Regions from separate parts of the Homo sapiens genome. Here regions 1 and 2 are each linked to region 3. The links are chromatin loops, found by intact Hi-C in ENCODE. Cell type or tissue: psoas muscle. All regions are shown on one strand. Region 1 overlaps TCF12 (transcription factor 12). Region 2 overlaps TCF12 (transcription factor 12). Region 3 overlaps TCF12 (transcription factor 12).

What was found. A loop is a pair of places that touch in the nucleus more often than their neighbours do. Peaks named below come from ENCODE experiments on the same cell type or tissue, not always from the same donor. Only the 100,000 strongest peaks of a DNase experiment are listed, where the experiment ranks them.
Region 1: it touches region 3 in a loop (1.8-fold over the local background); 2 of 110 quality-filtered maps call a loop at or near these places.
Region 2: a loop joins it to region 3, with 2.0 times the contacts of the local background. A loop is called at or near these places in 3 of 110 quality-filtered maps.

What each region holds. Positions count from the first base shown.
Region 1 is chr15:57,042,715-57,047,714 of GRCh38, forward strand. All of the region lies in intron 3 of TCF12 (transcription factor 12), which reads left to right. Among named protein-coding and RNA genes, the nearest start is that of TCF12, 130 kb to the left of the region's middle. In psoas muscle, no CTCF peak of the experiment used is centred here; no DNase peak of the experiment used is centred here.
Region 2 is chr15:56,931,892-56,936,891 of GRCh38, forward strand. The region is part of intron 3 of TCF12 (transcription factor 12); the gene reads left to right. Among named protein-coding and RNA genes, the nearest start is that of TCF12, 16 kb to the left of the region's middle. In psoas muscle, no CTCF peak of the experiment used is centred here; no DNase peak of the experiment used is centred here.
Region 3 is chr15:57,108,455-57,113,454 of GRCh38, forward strand. The region is part of intron 5 of TCF12 (transcription factor 12); the gene reads left to right. Among named protein-coding and RNA genes, the nearest start is that of SNORD13D, 170 kb to the right of the region's middle. In psoas muscle, a CTCF peak has its summit at 2,758; a DNase peak (open chromatin) is centred at 3,997; H3K27ac peaks cover 1,546 bases.

The sequences.
Region 1 (5,000 bases), 66 kb before region 3:
TACATATAAATATTTTTTCTTATGAATTTTTAGGTCTACTTTTTTGTTTTTTATTGTGGTTAAAAAAATGAGATCTGTCTTCTTAACAAATTCTTAAGTATTTAGTATGGTATTGTTAACTATGTGCACATTGTTTTACAGCAGATCTTTAGTACTTTTTCATCTTGCATGACTGAAACTCTGTCCCTATTGAATAACAGTTCCCCACTCTACAGTAATCACCATTCTACCTTCTGCTTCTGAGTTTCGCTACTTTAGATACTTCATATAAGTGGAATTATGCAGTATTTGTCCTTTTGTGACTGGCTTACTTTATTAACATGTCATCCTGCAGGTTCATTCATGTTATCACAAGTGATAGAATTTTTTCTTTCTTTTAAGGCTAAATAATATTTTATTGCACGTGTGTACCACATTTTCTTTATTTTTTTCATCTAAAGACCCACTAAAACTACATGGATTAACTACATTAATCCATCGGTAGACATTTAGGTTATTTCTACATTTTGGCTATTCATATTTCAATAAACATGGGAATACAGATACCTTTTTGAGATCCTGATTTTAACTCTTTTGGATAAGTATCCAGAAGTGGGATTGCTGGATCATTATGGTAGTTCTATTTTTAATTTTTTAAGGACCTGCCATACTATTTTCCATGGCAACCGTATCATTTTATATTCCCTCTAACAGTGCTTCCAGTCTCTCCACGTCCTCACTATCACTTATGTTCTTATGTTGTGTGTGTGTGTTTTTTAATAATAGTCATCCTAATGGGTGTGAGGATATGTATCAGTCTCACTGTGGTTTTGATTTGCATTTCCCTGATGATCAGATATGTTGAGCACATTTTTATGTACCTATAAAAATATACAAAGAAGACACCTGTATGTCTTCTTCGGAGAAATTGGGTATTCTTAATTGATTTAAAACAATATTTAAGTCAGTAGAATTTTAGCAAAGTAAAAGATACTGAATTTCTGGAAGTCTTTGTGATTGTGTTTGAATTCTATGAAGTGTTAGGCTAGTAGTTTTGTATTTGTCCATTGATTGTTTTTGGTTTAAGTTATTTCTTCAAGAAAACTCATTTTTAACTTATAAACTTCAGAAATTTTGGAAGATAGTGAAAGGAAGAAAAAATTCAACTTTGCAAATGAAATTATTATTAGTTTTCTAGTTCCCTTCAGTTTTCCCCGTCATGCATTGTTTTTAAAGTTACCATATTAAACTTTTTTTTTTATCTTGCTTTTTTACCGAAAACTATGATGGAAAGAAAGTTTTAATTAAAAAAAGCTTAACAGATAAAAGAGAAAAAGTAGTACAGTTTTTACATTCAGATTGGACACTTTCAAATTGGAAACAAGAAGAAACAGTTTTTGAATTAAATGGGAAAGTGAAATAAACAAGGATAAATAGGAGCTAATACTGTATTACTGAATTTATATACTCTTAGAAACATGGACAGAGTCAGAACACATAGTAAATTTATATGATAATGAGCCACATGACTCTAATATAAGCTCTGCTATTTGAGTTTTAAATGTTTCACTGTTTAAGAATTTACCAGCCGGGCACAGTGGGTCACACCTGTAATCCCAGCACTTTGGGAGGCCGAGACAGGCGGATCACTTGAGGTCAGGAGTTTGAGATAAGACTGGCCAACATGATGAAACCCCGTCTCTTAAAAAAAAAATTTACCTGTGGATTCTTTAAGTGAAGTTACTTATATTGTCATTTAATTACTAGTTTTTAAAATGAACTTTTTGTTTGTTAGAGAAATTTACAGGGCATATATTCTACCTGTTGAATGAATCATCATGCTCAGAGAGAGTTCCAGATTTGTGACTGATTTGCCTTACCATTTTTTTTCTTTTCTAACTATTGTAATTTTTTTTTCAGCCTTGCTTTTACCCGTTTTTCTGGTCAAAATTTTATGGATCTTTTCTTTGAAGTAGAGCTTTTCATGCTGACTTTAGTCATGTGATTTTTCAGGTAATTTTTTTTTTATAAGACTGTGTTTAGGATGACATATTCTGCTTAGTAAGAATTCATTATTTTCAAATGTTCACGGATTTGTTATGTTTTCCATACAAATACATGTTTTGAGGTTAGTGGACATAAAGTGGAATGGGACATTTTGGGAGAAAACCTCTGTTTTATTGAGTTTAACTTGCTTGATCGTTTGTGGTACTGATGAACCTACCATACAAAAAGCAGTGAAGATAAACTTGGGGGTGTAAATGACAAAGCATCCAGAATCATAGTAGATTTTCACTAAATGCTTATTGAGTAGAAATTATTCAGTAGTGGAAAGCAGATATAATTGATCATTGTAGAAAACAGTAACATTTTCTGTCACGTGTTAATCTTTTAAAACAACTCAGTGAAACAGTGCAGGGAGACCGTTTTGTGATGGTGATTATAGACACTTAGAAATGACTCCATGTGAGATGTGTTCCAGACACATTACATGCTGTCCCATTTAAGTAGGCAGAACCTATGTTTCCTTTTCACAAAAGGAACTGGGGCAAAAAAGTGTGTGGCATTCAAGACAAACGATTTGAACTGTGTCTGGATTAATACGTCAAATTCTTTTTTTCCCCATAAGATGAATACTGTTTCTTTTTTATTGTCTAGGTTTTTATTCTCATGAAAGTAGGAAAAGAGTTGATTTGTGATAAACATGAGTATCTTTGTGCAGCCTGACTGACTTTAAAGAGCAGTGGGATCAGGATTGTGTCAGTATTACACTCTGTGGTAATATCTTCTGTATCACTTGCTATAATAAGTCATTCATGTTGAGGATTTTTTTTTATTTGTTTGCGTTATTGTTTTAGTTTTTGTGTTTTGAGATAGGATCTCCCTCTGTAACCCAGGCTGCAGTACAATGGCATAATCATGGCTCACTGCAGCTTCTACCTCCTGGGCTCAAGCGATCCTCCCACCTCAACCTCCCAAGTATGTAGGACTACAGGCACATACCATCATGCCTGGATAATTTTTGTATTTTTTGTAGAGATGGGGTTTCACTGTGTTTCCCAGGCTGTTCTCAAACTGCTGGACCCAAGCGATGTGCCCTCCTTGCCCTCCCAAAGTGCTGGGATTACAGACCTGAGCCACTGTGCCTAGCCATGTGGAGAAGTTTTAGTACAGAGGCTATTAGCTCCGGCAGGCTGTCAGTACTCCAGTCAGAGAGAAACTGATACTTTAAGAGGCAATACCACAAATGGGAAATCCAACTTAGACCCAGCAACTTCATAAGCAGCAGATGACTGCCTTCCACGATTTTCTTCACTGAAAAATTGCCAAATGAGTTCTCTAACAATAGGAATGAAAAACCTTTCCTTACAGTTTCAGATCGTTTACATTTGTTGAGAATTTAACTGTGTGACAGAGACTGTACTTAAACGCCTTACCAACATCATCTCATTTAATTCTCAGCCTCACTCTTGAGTTATGTACTATTATCAACCCACATTTAACAGAGGAAGAAGCAGACTTAGATAGGGTCATCACATAGCTAGCAAATATCAAAACTTGGCATCATACCTGGATCTAGCTAATTCTAAAGCATGTTTTCTTGAGTTTGTCACCTTACATAGTTACTACAGAGTTCACTATATTCTACTTTCTTTGTTGACTTGAAGAGAAACTCAGACACTAGTTTGAGAAATTGGGTATGGAAGGACATCAGTTAGATTCATTTTTTTCTGACATTGTTTTTGTTTGTTTGTTTGTTTGTTTTTGAGATGGAGTCTCACTCTGTTGCCCAGGCTGGAGTGCAGTGGTATGATCTCCGCTCACTGCAACCTCTGCCTCCCAGGTTCAAGCTGTTCTCCTGCCTCAGCTTCCTGAGTAGCTGGGACTACAGGCCAGTGCCATCACACCCACTTAATTTTTGTATGTTTTTTGATTTTTTTTTAGCAGAGATGGGTTTCACCATGTTGGCCAGGCTGTTCTCGAACTCCTGACCTCAAGTGATCCACCTGCCTTGGCCTCCCCAAGTGCTGGGATTACAGGCGTGAGCCACCATACCTGGCTGATATTCTAAAACTATTGGAATACATATATTAAATGTTCTTAATCTCTCAAGTTTCCTTCACACTATCGATAAATATCTTCCTCTGACTAAAGGCACACCAAGGGAGAAACAGTATTTCCCCTTCTTCCCTCCTGAGGCAGCTCTGAACAATACATAAACTCATATTTTACCCATCTTTTCCCCAATCTTGTTGATGATGTAATTGAGGAAATTAAGAAGCCCTGTCTGGTTCCTTGCTCATAGGCAGAGATGAATCTAAACTACGCCTTTCGTCTTTACAAGTTCTTTAGTTTGAAAGTTTTAAAGGGAGGAACATGGCTAATTCAGCTAAAGGACACAGAGCAAACTCAGAATAAATTCATACTTAAGGAAATACTGTCACCTATAAGTATTTTGCCAGCGTTTTGCTGTTGACATTGCTTTTTCTAACGGGTTTTACATACTTGATAGGTATTCTATATAATACTTAGAATATTTAAAATGGTGCTTAGTAGTACAAACAAGTTACTTTATCATAGATGTTTGTAGAATAAATGGAGAGATTTTAGCCCTTCACTTGTAATTCAAGGTTAGCAAAGGGAAGTGTGTTCTATAAATAGTTCTGTTAAGTTACTGTCTTCTATTGCTATCTTGATTACCAGCTTACTTTGAGAAAGATTGAACAAGATAAGTGATTTTTGTATACCTAAAACTATTCAACAATAATAATTTGAGTGGTTTAATAAGGATTCTTAATATAAGAAATTGTAATGGGGGTAGATGAGCAAAAATTGGTTGACTTATGGAGATCTCTGCCTTGAGCAGCAATTGATTATCTTGCAATATTACAAAAATGCCAGAAAATAATTCTTGATTTTTCACCCTTCTTCTCTATTTGGATTGTGAGAGAAAATATTTTTGAAAATTTTATAAAGAAAATATTAGCCTCAACTGAAAAAACCTTTTTTCCTCTTGAATA
Region 2 (5,000 bases), 180 kb before region 3:
TTGCTAGTGTTATTGTCTTAAGAACCATGATACAATGTTGAATAATTAAATCCACTTAAAGTTTGTAGGGGTTTGAGATGCTGTACTGCAGGAACACAAAACATGCCATAGTGCCAGGGTCTCTCTTGCCTTCATATTTGTATAATCCCTCTTCTCAAGCTTAGGAACAGTGCCTGTAGCGAGCAGACTCTATTCTCACTGAGTTTGACTCTGGAGACTTGCCAAATAAGTTATAATAGCAGTAGGACTTTGTCCACTGAATGATTGGGAGAAGGGGAGGAATCTTATTGTTTTAAAACAAAATCAGTGATGATAAGAGTGCTTCATAAATATTTACTCATATGCTATTTACTTCATAACTCTTGTAGGAAGTTGGTAACTGTTCATTTTACAGAGGAAATAGAGAAATCAACAGTGAAATACATTTGCCTGTGGTTTCTTATTGCCCCTCAGAAGTAGCAAACTCTAATCAGTTGTAGTTGCACCTGCACTGATACCAATCTACAAGAGCATGGTTTGTCTTGAGGAGGAATTTAGTATCTCTAGAAATCTTTGAAATTTGTTATAATAAGAAGTCTTATCTGAAGCCAAGGTGACAAGAAGAAAAAAAGAAGTCTTAAATGGGGTACTGTTGATATTCTCCAAAAGTGCTTCAAGATTTATTTATTTAATTATTATTATTATTATTATTTTGGGAGACAGAGTGTGGCTCTGTCGCCCAGGCTGGAGTGCAATGGTGCAATCTCAGCTCACTGCAACCTTTGCCTTCCGGGTTCAAGCGATTTTTGTGCCTCAGCCTTCCAAGTAGCTGGGATTACAGGCACCTGCCACCACACTTATTTTTGTAATTTTTGGTAGAGACAGGGTTTCACTGTGTTGGCCAGGCTGTTCTTTAATTCTGCCCACCTTGGCCTCCCAAAGTGCTGGGATTATAGGTGTGAGCTACTGTGCCTGGCCGATTTATTTTTATTAAGGAGAAAACAGTATAATTAAAAGCCTCCATAAAATAGTTAATTAAGGACTTTATTTTTAGTATTTCAAGACATTAAATATAAATAGCTACAACCTCAGATAGCTTTATAAAAGTGTAATTCTTTTTTTGTGTGGTCTTATTGTTAAGCTGTCTTTAGACTTTGTGAGTTGGGAAGAATATGAAATTTGATAGTTGGAAGATATTGGAATATTCACAGCTACCATTTAGTTGAGGTCAGAGAAAAGAATGGTTACTTCATAGTATGGAAAATTTTTATTATTTCCCCTTTTTCAAAGATTTAGTGTTTAGTTATAAAAACAAGTTAAAGTGGATGGAAAATATTTATTCCAAAAGTAGTTTAAAAATGTTATCAAACATACAGAAGATACTTTAATAGAACAGAACTTTTAATTCATTAAATGAAAGGTAATAATGCTAATATTGAAAGGGTTAAGATTAGTTCATTTTGTATTTTTATTTACTTAGAAGTAGATTGGGCTGTTGTTTTGTTAAAGAGCATCTGTAGGTATTTGAGCGAGTACCTACTAATGCTCTGTTTTTTGTTCTGTGTAGAATGGTTTGTTTAAGGTAGTGGAAAATAAAGATACATTGTGGTATATTTGAAAGAGGAGCAGTTTGGAGATTCGAAGTCTTGCTTTAGTGTTGGCTTTATTATTTACTAGATATGTGATCCTAGGGCAGAATATTTTAACCTCTCTGAGTCTGTTTATCTTATGTCTAAGATGAGGACAATAAAAATACTGCCTGAGGGTGTTGTGATAATGAGCAGATTAAAAGTTTTTATGGAAATTCTAAAATGTGGAGGTTTGTGGTCTGTACAGATATTAGTTATTAGGTGGCATAGCAAGTCTTGAAAGGGATTCCAAGCTTTTCATATACATATGGAGAGAGGGAATCTTCATATAAAACTTAAACATTTCTGATGGTCAGTTATTGAAGATTAAATCAGGTGACTGAGAGGAACACTAGCCTATGGAACTCCTTATAATTTTTAATATGTAATTTACATATTATTTTACATATAAATATATATTTCATCAGAATGAAATATATATAATATTTGTATATAATTCATCAGAATGTCAGAATTCTGATGAATCATCAGAATCTCTTATAAATTCATCAGAATCTCAGAATTGTTTGGATGAGTCTTTTTGGTTAAATGGGGGAAATTGAAGCACTAAAGTAAAATAAATCCTCAGACATAGTCTTTGTGAGGATTCTGTTAATTGTATTCCAAACCATAGAGCCCCCATATTAGTGCCCTTCAGTCCTTTATTCTCAGCTCAGTTTTTAAAATGCTTGTTGAGGATCTGCTGTAGTGACAAAGTTAACCCCAGGCTTAAGTATGAATGTGTGACAGCTGAATAGTTCCTAGGAATAGTCTGCTTCTACTTTGTACTGATAAGCAGTAATCTCAACAAAATTTTAGTGACACTAAAGAGTTAACGTTTTAAAGAGTTAAAAAGTTCAGATACACTTTTATACTCCTGAGTGAGGAGGAGACGATACAAAGAGGAGGTTATGAAACGCTAGAGAAACTCTTGTCTGCTGTAAGCTTATGCTTGAAGGAAGAAAGTCTGACTTAGTCATATCCATGAATGACAGGACTTGGATCTGTCTGCTGATGACGCTGCTGTTTCCTGGTTCTTCGTGATTAGGACTTTGTGATGAAGATGCTCCTGCAGCATCCAGTATTGTCCCTTTCCATTTAGAGTGTCTGTCTGGGTATATAAAATAGCTGTCTTACCTTATATTGGGAAATATTGGGATTTTACATGACTTCCTAAGTATCTTATGCGATTGTATTGTTTACAAGTTTTTACATTATTTTGAAGAAGGGAATTGACAAATCCAAAGTAAGGAGACTACTGGGTTCCTTTGGAACCCAGTGCCGGTAGAGCCATTGAGGTAGCTTTGATGGAGGTCAGTGTACTTGTGGCCTTCATAGGAGCTATTTGCTGATTGTTCTTCAGAATAAGACATTAACTGGGTTTGGGAGAAAAGGGTCATGGAACGATTTGACAGTTGCGTGACTGGACTCAAGAAAATTTTGGGGCTTCTGTCTCAGCTTCTCTCTTTGTAATAATTCCTAATGCTTTCTTGAAGATCTATCTTAAATTGCAACGATGAGAATAGCTGGTAGGTGAAACAGCAAAACTAAAGACCTTGGAAACGGATAGTGAGGGTTCTTGAATATAACTTCTAAGAATCTTGGGGCCAAGTGAGGTAGCTTATTTTTCTCTGTAGCTAATTGCTTGCTGTGTAATCTGTTGCTTTGCTACTGGACATTGCAGTAGTCTCCTTACTTGGTCTTCTTGCTGCCAGTTGCTCTCTTTTTCCAATCTGTCTTAGTCTGCTTGGGCTGCCATAACAAAATACCATAGATTTGGTGGCTTACACGACAGAAATTTATTTTCTCACAGTTTTGGAGGCTAAAAGCCTGAGATCAGGGTGCCAGCATGGTCACCTTCTGGTGAGGGCTCTCTTTCTGGCTTGCAGAGGGATACCTTCTCACTGTGCCCTCAGTGTATGTGTGTGTATGGTGGGAGGGTCTCATATGTGCCCTTTGGTGTCTCTCTTTTTTTAAAAAAATTTTTTGTTTCCGTAGGTTTTTGGGGAACAGGTGGTATTTGGTGACATGAGTAAGTTCTTTAGTTGTGATTTGTGAGATTTTGGTGCACCCATCACCCAAGCAGTATACACTGAACACAATATGTAGTCTTTTATCCCTCACCGCCCTCCCACCCTTTTCCCTGAGTCCCCAAAGTCCAAGGTATCATTCTTATACCTTTGTATCTCATAGTTTAGCTCCTGCTTATGAGTGAGAACATACGTTGTTTGGTTTTCCATTCCTGAGTTAACTTCTCTTAGGACAATAGTCTCCAGTTCCATCCAGGTTGCTGTGAATGCCATTAATTTGTTCCTTCTTATGGCTGCACAGTATTCTATCATGTATATATATACAGATTCTATCATGTATATATATACAGTTTCTTTATCCACTAGTTGATAGATGAGCATTTGAGCTGGTTCCATATTTTTGCAATTGTGAATTGCTATAAACGTGTGTGCAAGTATTTTTTTCATATAATGACTTCTTTTCCTATGGGTAGATACCCAATAATGGGATTGCTGGATCAAATGGTAGTTCTACTTTTAGTTCTTTAAGGAATCACCACACTGTTTTCTGTAGTGGTTGTACTAGTTTACATTCCCACAAGCAATGTAGAAGTGTTCCATTTTTACCGCATCTATTATCTTTTTATTTTTTTATTATGGCCATTCTTGTGAGAGTAAGGTGGTATTGCATTGTGGTTTGGATTTGCATTTCCCTGATCATTAGCGATGTTGAGCATTTTTTCATATGTTTGTTGGCCATTTGTATATCTTCTTTTGAGAATTGTCTATTCATGTCCTTAGCCTACTTTTTGATGGGGTTGTTTGTTTTTTCTTGCTAATTTGTTTGAGTTCCTTGTAGATTCTGGATATTAGTCCTTTGTCAGATGTATAGATTGAGATGATTTTCTTGCACTCTGTGTGTTGTCTGTTTACTCTGCTAACTGTTCTTTTGCTGTGCAGAAGCTCTTCAGTTTAATTAAGAGCTACCTCTTTATCTTTGTTTTTGTCACATTGCTTTTGGGTTCTTGGTCATGAAGTCTTTGCCTAAGCCAATGTCTAGATGGGTTTTTCTGATGTTATCTTCTGGAATTTTTAAAGTTTCAGGTCTTAGATTTAAGTTTTTGATCCATCTTGAGTTGATTTTTGTATAAGGTATGAGATGAGGATCCAATTTCGTTCTCTTACATGTGGTTTTCCAATTATCCCAGCACCATTTGTTGAATGGGGTGTCCTTTCCCCACTTTAGTTTTTGTTTGCTTTGTTGAAGATCGGCTTTAAGTATTTGGGTTTATTTCTGGGTTCTGTATTCTGTTCCATTGGTCTGTGTGCTTATTTTTATACTAGTACCATGCTGTTATGGTGACTATGGCCTTACAGTCTAGTT
Region 3 (5,000 bases):
CAAATCTGAAGAGTCCCTTTTTCTCCCCTAAAATGATGATTCTACTTAGGAAACTCTTACACAATTTCAGTTTTTCACTAGCCGAAAGAAACTGGCTCTACAGGTAGAGTTTGAGAATGTGGGTGAGGTTGTTCTGGTGGTCCCCAGGGTTGGGTGTTAGGCAAACAATTCCTTAGAGAGAGATCTGGCTTGGAGGCTCTTGGTGTGGGGGTGAGGGACATTGTTGGGGGGTAGGAGTGGGTTCTTGGAAATGGAGTTGAGAAAAATGTCAGTGAGCTAATTCATAACTTCCCCTTGAGTTTTTAAAGATTCTACTTAATTTGTCAAAATTGTCCTCAACTTGTTTAAAAGTTCTGTTTTTTAAAAAGTGTACAAAGAGCCAATAACAAATGAAAATATACTTTCCTCTGTGTTGTCAAAAATTTTATTGTCTGCAAAACAAAAACTATAATTGTGACTCTTTTAAAATTATAATAAACTATGGTGAATTATAAATTTAAGGTTTTCAGAAATATTTTTCAAATGATTAGTGTTAGTGTGGATGAGTCCTTGGGACAGGTGTTTTTTTGTTTGTTTGTTTTCTTGTATATGTGAAATCTGAAGTAAAAATAAACCACCTCTTGCTTAAAAAGAGGTTTAGGATGAAGTGGCTAAATCTCAAATTTCCCTTTTTGCTTCAGTGTGTCAGTTAATCTGGCTGTAGGATATATTTATCTACTGTGAAGCCCACTGATGCATGCAAAGCTAAGCAGAGTACAATTTTCCCCAGTGGGTCTTCTTTCTCTGGGCATTTGTAGCTATGCCTCAGTGTGTGGAGTCTGCTGGGGAACGCTAAAAGGGCTAAGATGTCAGCTATTGTAAAGGTACTGAGATCCTGTTTTATGAAGGGAATGAGACATCCGGTCTTTAAAAAAAATGCATATTTCTTATTTCCCATAAGGCAGTTAGAAGTCTGCACAATAATGATAATACTTAATATTGTAAATAGGATATCAATTTATGTGGCATTTAAAGAATTTTGAAATTCATTGTATTTTGTTTATCCTTTTTCTATGAGTATTCGAATTTCTATTCTCGTCTTAATATCAGAGATTTTAATTTGTTCTTATAGTTAGTTAACTTAAACCTGTGGCCTAGGTTAGCCATTAACTGAATTAGTTCAGATTATTTATCTTAACCTATTGTTGCGTATAGTATTTTAGGTTTTTGTTGAGATGGATACTATTGTATATTTAAAAATGCATAGAACTTGTCAAAGATAGCTTAATTTGCCTTTCTACATTCATAAAAATGTTAAAAGTTAAGGGATTTTTAAAATGTCATTAGATATTCTTATCTGAATCATTTATATATTACCATAAATCACAGTTGTATTAAGTCAGCCATGAAGATTTCCTCCTTAATGCAAATGAACGCATAAGGTATCTAGAAAGCGTTAATTTGTGAGGGAACAAATTAAAGCGGTTAGAATTGCTGTGGAGCTGTATATGATAGATGAAATATTTTAATTGAAGACACAAATAGTTCTAATATTTCTAATGAGAAAGTGTGTAGATCATTTAATGTCGTAGGAGACCAAAGTAGAAATTTGGAAAAAGTAAAAATGACTCCTAAATTACCCAGCAAGTTGTAAAGATACACCTTTCTCAGCATGCATTCTCATGATAGCATAACAATGTATAATATATCTGATTACTGTCATAATTGACTACCTTGAAAGATAATGGTTCTAAGGGTCAATAAAATACACAATAAGAAAGATTTAATTAATGTGATCAAGGTAGGCTAAAAATAATATTTGTTCATCTGAGTATTAAGATTTTTTAGTTTTAGGAGTTCTATTTTAAATATACCATAGTTGGGGGAAAAATGATGCTTTTGCCTTGAAAGCACTAGCAGAATAGATTAGTGTCACAGATAGTGTGAAACTGTGACACTGAATCTTTTTGGCTTGTGTTAATAGGTTCTGACCTAATGTGTATCACATTTTCATTTTTAATACAGAATCTAAACAAATGCTTTGCCAGTTGAGAAACTGGCGTCATCGTTCCATGGTGCTCATTAATTATTTTCTCTGACTGGCTTTTATGAATTTGGTTGAAAGTTAGCTTTTAATTGGAGAAGCTGAGATTTTTTGTGTACAGGAAGAAAATAATGCAAGAGTAGTAATGAAGGCTGCTGCTTTCTGTCTAGTTCCATAAAACCCTTTAATTTAGGAAGTTCAGTCTATCTTTACAGGTTGCTTGGGCTGGCCCTAGATAGAATGGATACATTGGGTGTTGAAAACTAGAAACGGACTTAGTTCATCTCACTATATAAATGAGGAAACTGAAAGTAAGCCCCTGTGTTTGGTTAGAATGCCAACTGATGTTAAAAAGATTGAAACACTCTAGAAGCTTTACCTTCAGATTATTGCCAACATTAATTATTATGCAAAAAGGGGGGAAAATTTGATATGGTAATAGGAGATTAAAATGGCAGAGTGTGGTTTCCTGGGCTAAAATGGGTCAGTGGACAGAAATGTAGAATTCCAGTTAATGAGGAACCATATTTACATTCTGTCTCAGATGCATTGTGCCTGGTGTTAGTCCCATAGATTGGACTTTAAATGGAATCATCTTTTTAACGTCCTCTCTTTTTTGGCCTGCTGTGATCATACTCTGTTCTAGCTTTTTTCTTGTTTTAAAAATGGAGTTTGTGACAACTAGCTAGCGCTGAATGGACTTCTGGTTGGCTTCTTGGTGGAAGGAATGTGTTATTTCACCCTGGACGGAGTCATGGAGTGTCCAGATCCCAGTGAGTTTCAAGCCAAACTCTTATGAAAACATAGTGCCTACAACTTTTGCTAGATGTTCATTGTGTTCTTAAAAGAAAAATTTCGGGATCACTGTGGGTAGGGACAATTCCTTTTCTCTCTAAGACCTAAGCAAGAGAGATCATTTAGACTGAGGTCCTTGGTGTGTTCTTGTTCAGGGAAGATGACACAAAGGGGAATAGAAGTAATCAGTAGGCCTTGCAACCCAATTTGAAATTCACCCATGACAACCATCAGCCACAGGAGGCCCAACTCCCATCTCCTCTCTTAGTTTGCCTGTGTGGTGCAGAGGAATAGGTAGGTTTGGTTTGTTTATCTTTTTTTTTTTTTTTTTTTTTTTAAGATAGGGTCTCACTCTGTCTCCCAGGCTACAGTGTAGTGGCTCAGTCTCAGCTCACTGCAACCTCTGCCTACCGGGCTCAAGTGATCCTTCGGGCTCAGCCCCACCAAGTAGCTGGGACTACAGGCACGAGCCACCATGCCCAACTAATTTTTGTATTTTTTGTGGAGACAGGATTTTACCATGTTGTTCAAGCTGGTCTCAAACTCCAGAGCTCAAGCAGTCCACTAGCCTCAGCCTTTCGGAGTGCTAGGATTACAGGCATTAGCCACCGCACCTGGCTGGCTTGTTTATAAACAGTTTGTAAGTGGAAGAGGAGAAAGTGCAGAGTTATCCAAAAGTGCCATATGAACAAGATGCTAAGCCCCCTCTCCACTTCTTTTAGATTACCAAAGAAATCTAACTTCATAGTGATCACAGGAATATTTCTGGAGTGTAGTTTATATTTTCCATGTGATTTAGAAGGAAAGGAAATCCTCTGCCCCTCATCCGTCTTAAGAAGGTGGGAATGAGAATTGTACTCAAAACTTTTTAGTCCAGAAACATGAGCCTGCTGACAGCTGAGGGCTCTAGCTCTCTAGATTTGGGTAGAAAGGCCTGGGGGTGGGAATATCCTCCAGGCGGGAATAGCCCTGTGACCTGATCTCACTTGAATTTTCAGGTGATCTGACTTTCCAGTGATCTAAGACTGTAGTGCAAAGAAGCCAAGTCTCAGGCAGTTTTTTCAGGGACAGGCCTTGGGTTAGCTCTGCCTGAAGGTAGATGACTACTTTGGCAGATAATGTGGAGGAAGGAACACTACTCTTTGGAATGCCCTCAGCTGTCTAACTGTGACCGATTGTGCCTGGCCCAGCTGCAACTTGATCTCAACAAATGTTCAAGGAGAGGAGCTGTGATGGGGCCACTTAGATTGCTGTATAGCAATCTAAGGAGTATAGCAGTTGAGGTTCCATCCTTCCAGCAAGGTGTAGATGGCCTGGATTTTTTGTGGAAAAACAGTGGACAGGCAGTTCATTTTTGTGAAATTGATTTGGTATAGCACAAATTCTAATAATTTTTCCTGTAAGAGTTTTACTATAGTATCTCTTATTTTATTGAGTACCTTTTATGTGCTAAACACTGTGCTTAAGAGTGTGGGAAATATCAAGATGAAAAAGACATTACCTTCAAAAGAATTACTAAAGACTCAGACTTTGTACTTAATAAGCTTATGATGAGTATAAAAATAGAATACTGTCTAGACATTACATTCCATATTAAGCTATAGTAATATAGAGCATTTTATTTGAGTAGGAAAAAAAATAAAATCCAAACTCATTTAACTAAAACATGATTTTCAGTTTGAATACTTTAAGTTTCAATTAAGAATTCTGCTTTTTCATGGTAAGAAGTTATCGTGGATCTCCTGCACATCATTGTTCTGTGTGTCCTACTTCTAGGATAAAGCCTCTAGGCTCCTTAGTATGGCACTTGAAGATCTTCATTTTTCTGGCTCAAGCTTTGTTTTTTTCTCATCTTCATCTCTACCAAGTATCCCACACTCTGGCCATATCCCCGTGACTCCCTATTTCTAGAGCTAATATTCACTTTCACAAGTTTTTGCCTTTCCTAGATGACACTGAATTTCTTCTTATCCGTCAAGGATTAGCTTATGCTTGACATCTGTAGCTTCGGAAATAGACATTCACTGCTTCTTTTGTATTTCCTTAATGATCTGTGCAGCTCGCTGAGCAGCATACCTTAGTACCATTTATCATAGACATTTGTGTACACCTCTCTCTTTTTCTGCTGAATTATAAATTCCTTGAGGGCAGGTCTCCTTGTTATTTATATTTCTATCTGTAT